Regions from separate parts of the Homo sapiens genome. Here region 1 is linked to region 2. The links are chromatin loops, found by intact Hi-C in ENCODE. Cell type or tissue: thyroid gland. All regions are shown on one strand. Links, peaks and the distances in the headings refer to the core of each region. The heading gives the core; the rest is flanking DNA. Region 1 overlaps PTPRD (protein tyrosine phosphatase receptor type D). Region 2 overlaps PTPRD (protein tyrosine phosphatase receptor type D).

The links. Peaks named below come from ENCODE experiments on the same cell type or tissue, not always from the same donor. Only the 100,000 strongest peaks of a DNase experiment are listed, where the experiment ranks them.
Region 1: it touches region 2 in a loop (8-fold over the local background); 48 of 110 quality-filtered maps call a loop at or near these places.

What each region holds. Positions count from the first base shown.
Region 1 is chr9:9,787,477-9,792,874 of GRCh38, forward strand. The region is part of intron 5 of PTPRD (protein tyrosine phosphatase receptor type D); the gene reads right to left. Among named protein-coding and RNA genes, the nearest start is that of PTPRD, 820 kb to the right of the region's middle. In thyroid gland, for the core only: CTCF peaks have their summits at 2,973 and 4,362 (motif pointing left); a DNase peak (open chromatin) is centred at 2,945.
Region 2 is chr9:9,595,155-9,600,552 of GRCh38, forward strand. The region is part of intron 7 of PTPRD (protein tyrosine phosphatase receptor type D); the gene reads right to left. Among named protein-coding and RNA genes, the nearest start is that of PTPRD-AS1, 740 kb to the left of the region's middle. In thyroid gland, for the core only: no CTCF peak of the experiment used is centred there; no DNase peak of the experiment used is centred there.

The DNA.
Region 1 (5,398 bases), core at 116-5,115, 190 kb after region 2:
TTTTTTCTGTCAATTTTCTTTTGTCACAGTTTAACTAATATACTCTCCTAAATACATCATTTCATAAAGCAAAGGAAGGGTAAAATAAGATTTCAGAAAAAGAAAAAGAAGATTGAGGAATGGAGAAAAACATACCAGGTAAAAGGGATTTGGGACACCCAATAAGGTGGATAAAGGAAAAGAGGATAAAATAATGCTACTACAAAAGGTCAGAGACCTGAGAAAGATTAAAGACACAAAAGAAATGACAAACAGTAGAAAAATTTGAATCTGAACAACGTATATCAATTTTTTATTTATTATTATTATTATTATTATTATTTGAGACAGTGTCTTGCTCTGTCTCCCAGGCTGGAGTGCAATGGCGTGATCTCGGCTCACTGCAACCTCCACCTCCCAGGTTCAAGAGATTCTCCTGCCTTAGCCTCCTAAGTAGCTGGGACTACAGGCGCCTGCCACCATGCCTGGCTAATTTTTTGTGTTTTTAGTAAAGACAGGATTTTGCCATTTTGACCAGGCTGGCCTCAAACTCCCGACTTAAGGTGATCCACCCCACCTCGGCCTCCCAAAGTGCTGGGATTACAGGCGTGAGCCATCGCGCCCAGCCTGTATACCACTTTTACAATCAGTAGACACTTGGGAAATACAAATAAATCATGAAGTTATAATTTTTCTAAAAATGTTTCTTTCCTTTTATTGTTTTATACACATATGAATGTACAGAGGACAAGCTCCTAGTCAAATTTTCTTTCACAAAAGGATGCCATGAAAAAAGATATAAAAATAGCTCTCTGGCCGGGCGCGGTGACTCACACCTGTAATCCCAGCACTTTGGGAGGCCGAGGTGGGTGGATCACGAAGTCAGGAGATCGAGACCATCCTGACTAACACGGTGAAACCCCGTCCCTACTAAAAATACAAAAAAATTACCCGGGCATGGTGGCAGGCGCCTGTAGTCCCAGCTGCTGGGGAGGCTGAGGCAGGAGAATGGCATGAACCCGGGAGGCAGAGCTTGCAGTGAGCCGAGATCGGGCCACGGCACTCCAGCCTGGGCAACAGTGAGAAGCTCCGTCTCAAAAAAAAAAAAAAGAAAGAAAAAAAAAAGAAAACTAAAACAGCTTTCTAAGGGGTGGTAATGGATTTTATTTAAATCCCGTAGACACAGTATATAATATTAATCTGATACAAAAGAAAAAAATGTTTAAAGGGGGAGAAGTAAAAAGAAAAGCCCAAATAGCCACCAGGTGAGCTCCAGGTGGTTATAACATTTTAGGAAATGTGATAACCAAATCTGGCCATATTTTAAAGAATATTTTTTTTTTCTGCATGAAGTTGACATGCAATAATCAGTGAAGTGTTTAAACAACTATCTAACTCTTCTTTCATGGTCTTCATCTAGGGTCAAAATTAGATCTAAAGTGGAAACAACTAAAAGAACCCTCTGCTTTAGTTATCGCTTTACTCACAAGTTTCCGGTGCCTCTCTAACACTTTCAAAAATTGATTCAAAGTCCTTCATTAAGTTTATGTCTATATTTCATCACCTATCAGCCTACCTGACACATTATACATGTTTAAATATTTTCTGGCTGGCTACATGGACATCTGGAGGGATCTTATAACATTTTTTGCCTTTCCATACATAGTATTTATTGTAGTCTACTTTGAGTTGATATTTATATTTGTATGCCTATATATTTTTCTAAATAGGAATTACATGTTAAAACGTTTCAGAAACCAGGCTCTAACTTTGGTGGAGAAAGCATTAATATACATCCAAGGTAAGCATCATCAAGCGGAATGCCTTGGCCTATAGGCAAGTTCCCGTAGCGTATGAGATTTTCAGTGCGTAACTATTCAAGCTTGGGAAGTGCACTGGATGTCACATAAGAAGTTCACAGAATATAAATAAACTCAAACAATAAATTACTTGCTCCAAAATATTTTATTCTGCACTATTTTTCCCTGTTCACAGGCCAAGACACTCTACTGAGGGGGAGATAATCGACATATTCCCTAGGTGATTAAAACTTTTAAATCGGCCAGGTGCGGTGGCTCACGCCTGTAATCCCAGCACTTTGGGAGGCCGAGGCGGGCGGATCAGGAGATCAGGAGATCAAGACTATCCTGGCTAACACGATGAAACCCCGTCCCTACTAAAAATACAAAAACTTAGCTGGGCGTGGTGGTGGGCGCCTGTAGTCCCAGCTACACAGGAGGCTGAGGAAGGAGAATGGCGTGAACCTGGGAGGCAGAGCTTGCAGTGAGCCGAGATTGCGCCACTGCACTCCAGCCTGGGCAACAGAGCCAAACTCTGTCTCAAAAAAAAAAAAAAAAAAAAAAAAAAAAATTAAATCGAGTCGTAATTTATCAGGACAAGTGCAAATCAAACTTAAGGTAAACATTGTAGCTACTGAAATCTCTCATAAATTCTCTGGATGAACTTCAATTATATTCAGGTCTTCAAAAACAGAGGTTAATCATTTGAGCAAATATTTTATTTATCTTTGTGAAACAACTAAAAGAACACACATAATTTCTTAACTTCATGGGATCAAAGATGATCTTAGCAGGCCAGAACCTCTTTCTAATCTGGTCCCAATTTCCTCTAATTTTAATGTAGAGGTGGGAATATCTGGCTGGGAATCTAGACTGTACTATTCGTTAGCTCTCCATCCTCAGATTTAATGTACCCAAGTCTCGAGTTTCATAGCCTTAAAAAGTGAATGTTTGTTTTGTTTTCTTGATGTATTGTCTTGGACATTGGACAATTTTTCTTAAATGAGAAAAAATATGGCAAAGAATTTTATAAAATGTTTATCCTCCTCATCATCTAATTTGTTTCCTGCCGCTGAAAGCCACCTTCCCCAGGGGCTTGAGAATGACACCTGTCCACTGTGTCACCAGTTGGTTTGCTTCCCTGCTTATTGTTTTCTCTATGAAATCTTAAAACCTAACTAAGGCTTTGCTGCCCACTGCAGGTGGAGAGGAGAATAAATCAATTCCCTTCTGCCTGATTTCAGTGGCTTTATCTCAAATGTTTTGTAAGTTATTCTGTTGCTAATTAAACAATCTCATTTATAGATATTTTCTTCCTATGAACTCAATACTAGTTTAATAGGTATAAATATAAGTTTTGATCAATTATTAAATCCATAACAAAGAAAAATAACAAGGACTTAATGTATATCAATAATTATGTTAGCTTGAAATTAGACATTCACACAAATGTTTGTCTGTCAAATTCAGTTCTTATATTTTTGGCTATTTTCATATTAAAATTGTCTAATGAATCTCTTCAAAACTTGTAATGTGTTTCAGTAGTTGCCTAGAATGGGACCAAGTATGACAATAGGCAATAAATATATTTTGAATAAATGAATGGATCTACACTAATATACAAGTACATGTAAAAACCCAAACTAGCCTTATAACAAGTATGGTAACTAGTTCAGTTTGAACAGGTCCTATGGCATCTTGGAAGACAGATGGTTCAGTACATATCATAAATATATATAATGAACCAGAAAACGTAATAGATAAATGCACTGTGTTTTAACAGCTTATAGTAGAATGCATTAAAGGATTTTCCTTAAAATTTCTACTCTAGTAAAATTTTGTTACAGATTTTTTTTAGGAACTATAAAATATTTTTTCCCACTGTCTTTTTGTTATGCTGCATATAGCCATCATTAAGGGGATTCTCAGCTGGTTTTAAAAGATTTTAGTTTAGTTATATCCTCAGTTAATTGTGTTAGCTAAAATCGGATTATACCTTTAAAAATGAAAAAGGTGTTCTGGAATTATTTGTTAACTGCACACGTTTGTTCTTTAAGAAATTCATAAGATCATAGAATCATGTTTTTTTTAAGCTGAAATAGACTTTAAAAGATGGTAAATGTAAGAAGTTTGTTTTGAACCTGTGCAATTATAATAACGACCTTTAATTCTTTTCTAATGGCCTAGATGGAATTAATTGGTTATTTCAATATCAGGGCTCATCTTGTGTGGAATCATAAAAGAGTCTCTTTCTTATAATGGGTTCTATCACCCCTGATGATAAGTTTCTCTATCAAGCTTATTTAACATGTTCTGAAAGCACATTTTTAAGAGCCTTGGCATTCTCTGTCTTTCTTCCTTTCATCTTTCTTTTACATTATTTGCAGGGAGGAAGAATCCATTTTTGTTTCTTTGTAATTTTGTTTTGGTCAAGCTATCATTTAGATCTTACCAACAGTCTTTCCTTTTAATTATGTTTCCTATATTGAGACTTTTTTTGATTGGAAATAGTATACTATTTACAAAAATCGAGAAATCATTTTTTGCTTATGGGAAGTTATAAGCTATCCAATTTCTAAATAGCAGCCATGCTGCCATCTTCTGGTTATCTTGTAAGAATTTTCTTATGCTTAGAAGCTTTATTTTAAAATGCATCTTGATGTACCTTGAATTTTTTTTTATGTCTACTAAGGACACATATTTGAATAATTAGAGCACTGCATCTAGAGTTCTGTTGTCCTGAAGTCCTAAAGCAAATAAAAACTTAAGTCTTATCATTTTAAATATTATAATCGAATGGGACTCCAAGGATTAAAAAAAATGTTTTATCCCATGATTTGGAGGCCAGTGAGATTTTCTGACACTTTTTAAAAAAATCACATTACTCTTTATTTTTTTCACAGCTTTTCAGTGTGGCAGCAAGATGACCACCCTTCCCTCAGTGAGTGTGAAACTTTTCCAAATCCACAGTTCCTGTTAATATTAGTACTGCATGTTATTTAATGCTGTTTCAGGTAGCACTGAACCACTTGCCAATTTAACTGTCTTATTTCATTTGAAAACTCTGCCAGCACCTATAGTGCAGGCCAAGGGCCACAAAGGAAGGGTAGAAGGAAGCGAGAGTTTCATCTATCTTTAAGAGCTTTTTCATTTTAAGTGATCATTAAGACTTATAGCACTCTTTTTTTGTACATTAGTGTAACCTAATGATGTTCAATTTTTGTATGTGTGAAAATTCCCATTTACCCCACTGGCATTCTTCTCCTAGTAGCCCTGGAGGAAAAAATAGAACAATTTTAGGAGATAAATTTATGTCTCACACTGAAAACTGATTTTAAAATGTAAGATATTACATACATTGCTTCAAATTCAAATGAGGAAGTACACTCAGTGGCTTCAAGCTCTGTGCTATTTTCAGATGACTATATGAGAGTATAAATCATAATAGCTCATTGAAAATCAGAATGCAAATGGCCCCAGTAAATGTTTAGCAACAGAGGATTTTCTCAACTGTTTATTAAGAGCAATCCAAAATCTAAAGCAGCTGGGACAGGTGTTAATTTCAATCCTGTTATTTGTAATTAGTGATGAAATTTAATGGTGTTTATAAGTAACTCTGA
Region 2 (5,398 bases), core at 122-5,121:
AACCGCTATGGAAAACAGTGTGGAGATTCCTTAAATAACTAAAAGTAGAACTACCATTTGATCCAGCAATCCCACTACTGGGGTATCTACCCAGAGGGAAATAAGTCTTTATATGAAAAGGATTATATATATATTATATATATATATATATATATATTATATATATTTTATATATATAATATATATTGTATATTCATCATATATATGATGGATAAACTGTGATATATATATTCCACCATATACATATATACATATATATACAAATGTACACATATACACACGTGTACACATGCATACACATGTACGCATATGTACACATGCATACACATGTATGCATATGTACACATGTACACATATGCATACATATATACACACGTATGCATATGTATGTGTGTTTGTGTGTGTGTGTGTGTGTGTGTGTGTATATACATATATATATGATGGAATACAATTCAGCCATTAAAAGGAATGAATTAATGGCCTTTGCCGCAACCTCAATGAGATTGCAGGCTACTATTCTAAGTGAAGTAACACAGGAATGGAAAACCAAACATCGCATGTTCTCACTCATAAGTGGAAGCTAAGCTATGATGATGCAAAGACATAAGAATGATACAATGGACTTTGAGGACTCAGGGGGAAAGGGTGGGAAGGGGGAGAAGGATAAAAGACTACAAGCTGGGTGTAGTGTATACTGCTCAATGATAGGTACACCAAAATTTCACAAATCAACTGCTAAAGAACTTGCTCATGTAATCAAACACCACTTCTTCCCGAATAACCTATGGAAATAAAAAAAAAATAAAAAATAAATTAAATATTCCTATTAGTATCCATCACAAGGGATTTTGCTCTTTGAAGTTTGTGTGATCTCATGGTTACATATGTCCTTATGCAAGAGTTTGTGTTTAATCAAAATATATTCACTTAGATATAACCATAGTACCCATATGTGTGCAAAGGAATACCCATGGATACACTATTTATCATTATGCTTAAGTTAAACAAATAATTTATACATTGTATTTAGTCCCATGTGTCAAAATGCCAAACTTAAATAGGTTATATTAAAGACATCTTTAATGAATATTTTGTGATATATATCAGATAAAATAGCATATCAATAGAATATTCCTGAAGAATAGTAATTCTTTATGTGTATTAAACATGTTACACATATATTATATAGAAATACCTTTACATATTCGGTAAAATATCCAGAGGTACCCTTTACATTTCCTTAAGAGTCTTATAGGGACGATATTATACTGAATTATTTTCTACTGTTCACTTTGTAGAAAATCTTGCCTTTTTATTTACAAAGGTTGTTATTGCTAATACACAGAAATATTTTTAATCCATCACTATCATCTGATATATCATTTGTGATTTTAGCAATGTTTTTCTAAGACTAGCAAAATCTACAAGAAATGATTTATTGCTAGTCTCCTTTCAAATGATACAGTGACAAATAAAAAGCTGAATTCATATAGTCTAGGGTATGGTTCAGTATTAAAGACTTGATTGTGTAAATCAGTCCATATCCTTCTGGTTGGTATCTAAAGTACCTAATAGGCTTGTGTATATGAAGGAGGCAATGAATTGAAATAATGTTAGCTTAAGTTAATTCTAAACATTTGCAAATATAGAAATATAAAACACAATCTGCCCTCAACTTAAAATAACTTTTAGAATTACAAATTAAAATATATGATATCATTCACAGATCACACAAATCAGTATACAAAATTTATTGTTGGTGAAACTGAAATCTATTGTTTAGAAAGGATTATTCTGCCCCAAAGAAACTGAAGGGATCAGAGAAAGAGAATGCCTCCAGACTGACAAGTAAGTAATTGGCATGAGTGGAGATGAATAGACTTATGCCAAAAAAGCTGCAGGTAAGAAGTTCCCAGTAGTCATTGAAAAACGAATGAAAGTAATCAGTGAGACAGAATAGGCCTTAAACATCTTCCTGCTCTCCAACACTGTGGAAGCAGGCTGAGGGTGGGGGGAATAAAAATCATCCTTAAAACAGAAAGTGGATAAAGAGAAAAGGCCAACAGATATAACCTCCCCCACCGCAGGATATCATCCCATCAAAGTGGGAAAGGGAAAAAGACATACATTTAAACAAAGTTAACAATGTTCATAGCTATATTGATGTTGGCACAAAATTACACTGAATGGAAGACAACTTATACTTTTAAATGACTAGCAAGTCATGGGAACTGGCTTAAATTCCATCGAGGAATAAAGGACCGGTTCCACAGATAAGTCATTAAGCTAAAGGAAAAATAAAAACATAATGAAGTTACTTTTAGAAAATATCCCTTGAAAACTGATTGTTCAACATGATTATTATAAAGAATGTCTGTTATAGGAATATTCAAGAGGAAAAGTACCGTAGAACTGCAAAAACGAAAGCAGGAGAGAATTTTACAAAGCTGGGGGAAGTCAACAGTATCACATATAGTAGAGAAAGAAGTCAAGAAATGGGACATTAAAAAGGTCACTGATTTGTGGAAAAAAGATATGTAATTGATGGAGAAAAAGTGGAGAAAATAGTTTCAGCTCAGTAGTGCGAAGAGACAGGTGAACAAGAAATAAAGGTAACAGATACATGTATATATTGGAATATACATATTCATTTGAGAAATTTGGCAGCAAAGTAGAAAAATAATAAGATGTTAAATAAAATGGAGTATGCGAAATCCTAAATAAGCAGTGTTGATAAAAGAATAAAATCTTTCCCTAATTTTCTGTGATATCCAAACTAATGTTTTTGTTTATTATATTTTTTCATCATCACTACATTAAGATTAAATGCAAAAACCATGTATCCTGATTAAAGACCTTTTTCCTGCAAACTGTCCTGCCACTTGTACAGGACTTAAGTTGCTGTCTGGCTTGGGCAAACTGCACACAGTTAGTACATTTGTACTACTACTATCCCCAACACTCCTTCAAAACCAAGAGACTCACGACTAGAGGCCTCAATTCCACCATGGCACAGAGGTACAAGAATAAGAGTAAAGGGGTTGCCAATGAGAAAATAGCCCTCCTTCCTCAAGGTGGACACAGTCCCACATCAGGGCTGAGTTATGCCTTTCTTCACCCCCTTGGACAAGATGCCTTAACTACTGTATATGGTAGAAGAAACAAAATAGAAAATGGGGATGTCGAGTAGGAGAGGGCAGAGAGAAGAAAAAGGAGAGGAAATCCTGCCTTTACTATTCTCTCTATCCTGAGCTCATTATTCTTGGAAACCATTGCCCTACTTCAGAATCCCAACTCCACTTTGTTAAAAAAACAGTTACTTTTAATAAAATAATTTAAAAATAATAAAAAATGTTCATGGTAGAAAATTATGAAGTTATACAGAATACAGTTTTTGAAGAAGCAACTACTATAGACCTACTATAGACCTTTTGATTAACTATTTTATAGACCTTTTAAAACTTCTATTTAAAGAAGTCTTACAATTTTTTTGTTATAAGTTATTTACAAAATTTATATCCTATTTTTTCACAGTATTAAATGTTTATTTCTGTCCCATTATTGGTAAGCATAACTTTTAATGCCTTTCCCTCACTTGTCCCATATTTAATTAATCAATCTCTATCACAGTGGCTTATAAGAAAGTGATTTGTAAGAGGTGGACTTGAGTTTGAATTCTGGCTTTACTAATTCTCAGCTGTGCCATTTTGGCCAAAGATTTCCTTCTGAAGCTTCAGAATTTTATGATCCAGAGTGCCCCCTGTCTGACATTTTAGCTCATCATCACAGTTCTTGGTTCCTAAGCCCCTCATATTGTACTCTTTCGAACTAATACATGAGAATAATATTTTTACACTGCTAGAAAAATGGATGATACAATGGATGATAAATGTTTTTGCCCAGAGATTATCTAACCACATCATAATAAGATCTTAGAATATTATTTAGTACCCATGACTCTATACAGTAAATGAATATAATTATTACTACATTTCTAGAATCCAATAAAAGGTGACATTATATGAGTGCTTTACATGCTAGGCACAATGCTAAAGTAATACCCTTCTATTATCTGAGTCCCATGATAATGTCATAAATTAGTAACTCTTCCGATGCTCGTTAGGAATATAGGGAGACTCAGCCTTAGAAAGGACACACAATTTACAGATGCCCACTGGCTCTTTTAGTAAATGTCTGAGTTGGGATTTTATCTGATACCAAGGCAACCACTAAATCCATGCCCTTAACCAGGAAGCCTCAAGCACTCAAGCCCTTACCCGATGTTCACCATAACAGTGTTGGGCTTCCTGGGCTGGGTGTGGATACAGCCCTTCCTCCAATATCTACAGTCTCAGCTTCTGGAACTTTTTACCTTGGCTGGTGTTACTCATTCTATTCTTCAGGTATCTTAATTTCTTTGTTTTCATATATTTATCTTTATCTTTATGTGTTTCATTCTGAGTAATTTCCACAAATTTATCTTCTACTATACCATTTTTTCTCTTTGGTTTTATCCATGTCTTAATTCATATTTCTAAAATTCTAATTGCTATAATCAGTATTTCTAGAATTCCTGTAATTTAAAAACACTGGCACATCTCTATTAGCAAACACAAGCTTAAAAATAAAATAGAACATAGGCTGCCATTAACAATATAAACAAATGCTATTAAATATCTAGTTATTAGTCAAATAAAGAATATTTAAAGACTTTATGAAGCAAATTGTAAAACTCAATTTAAGGATATTAAAGATCAATAGGTGAAGAAATATGTCAACTGACAGAATTATTTAATATTGTTACCATCTCAATTGTCCCCAGAGTATTCCCCTTGCTCTATGGGCTTGTTTCTATAATAGGTAAAATGCATTCTAAATCCAAGCAGATGAGTTACAATAAATTTTTGAAACATTGCAGTTGTTATCTGAGGACTGATCTTATGTTGTTTATGTGTGCGGTATACACCGACTAATAATTTGGGGGAAAATGACACGATAGAGGTACAAGAAAGCATAGAAACAAGAAAGACTTTCTAGCAAGGTCTTTGTGACACAAATTATTTGCCAGGATAATAGTGAACTTTGCAGTTGGAACTTAATAATGGCAGGAGAGGAAGTACAATTAACAGGTTTAAGTAAAAAATGTACACACCAGTATGTTTCTTTTTTGCACAAGCTCACAATGAAAAGATACAACTGTAATAAATTATTTTCCTCTGAGGATACTACTCATGGATCATTATGCATTCATTCATTTCTTCATTCATTCATTGTATTAGCCCCCGTTTTAAGGTTTAGGTACATCATCGAGAATCAACATTCTAGTCTGGCACACTGGCATGTGAAGACAGCCATTTATTTTGGTTTAAAAAGTGTCTTACGAGGTGTGTGGTGTTCA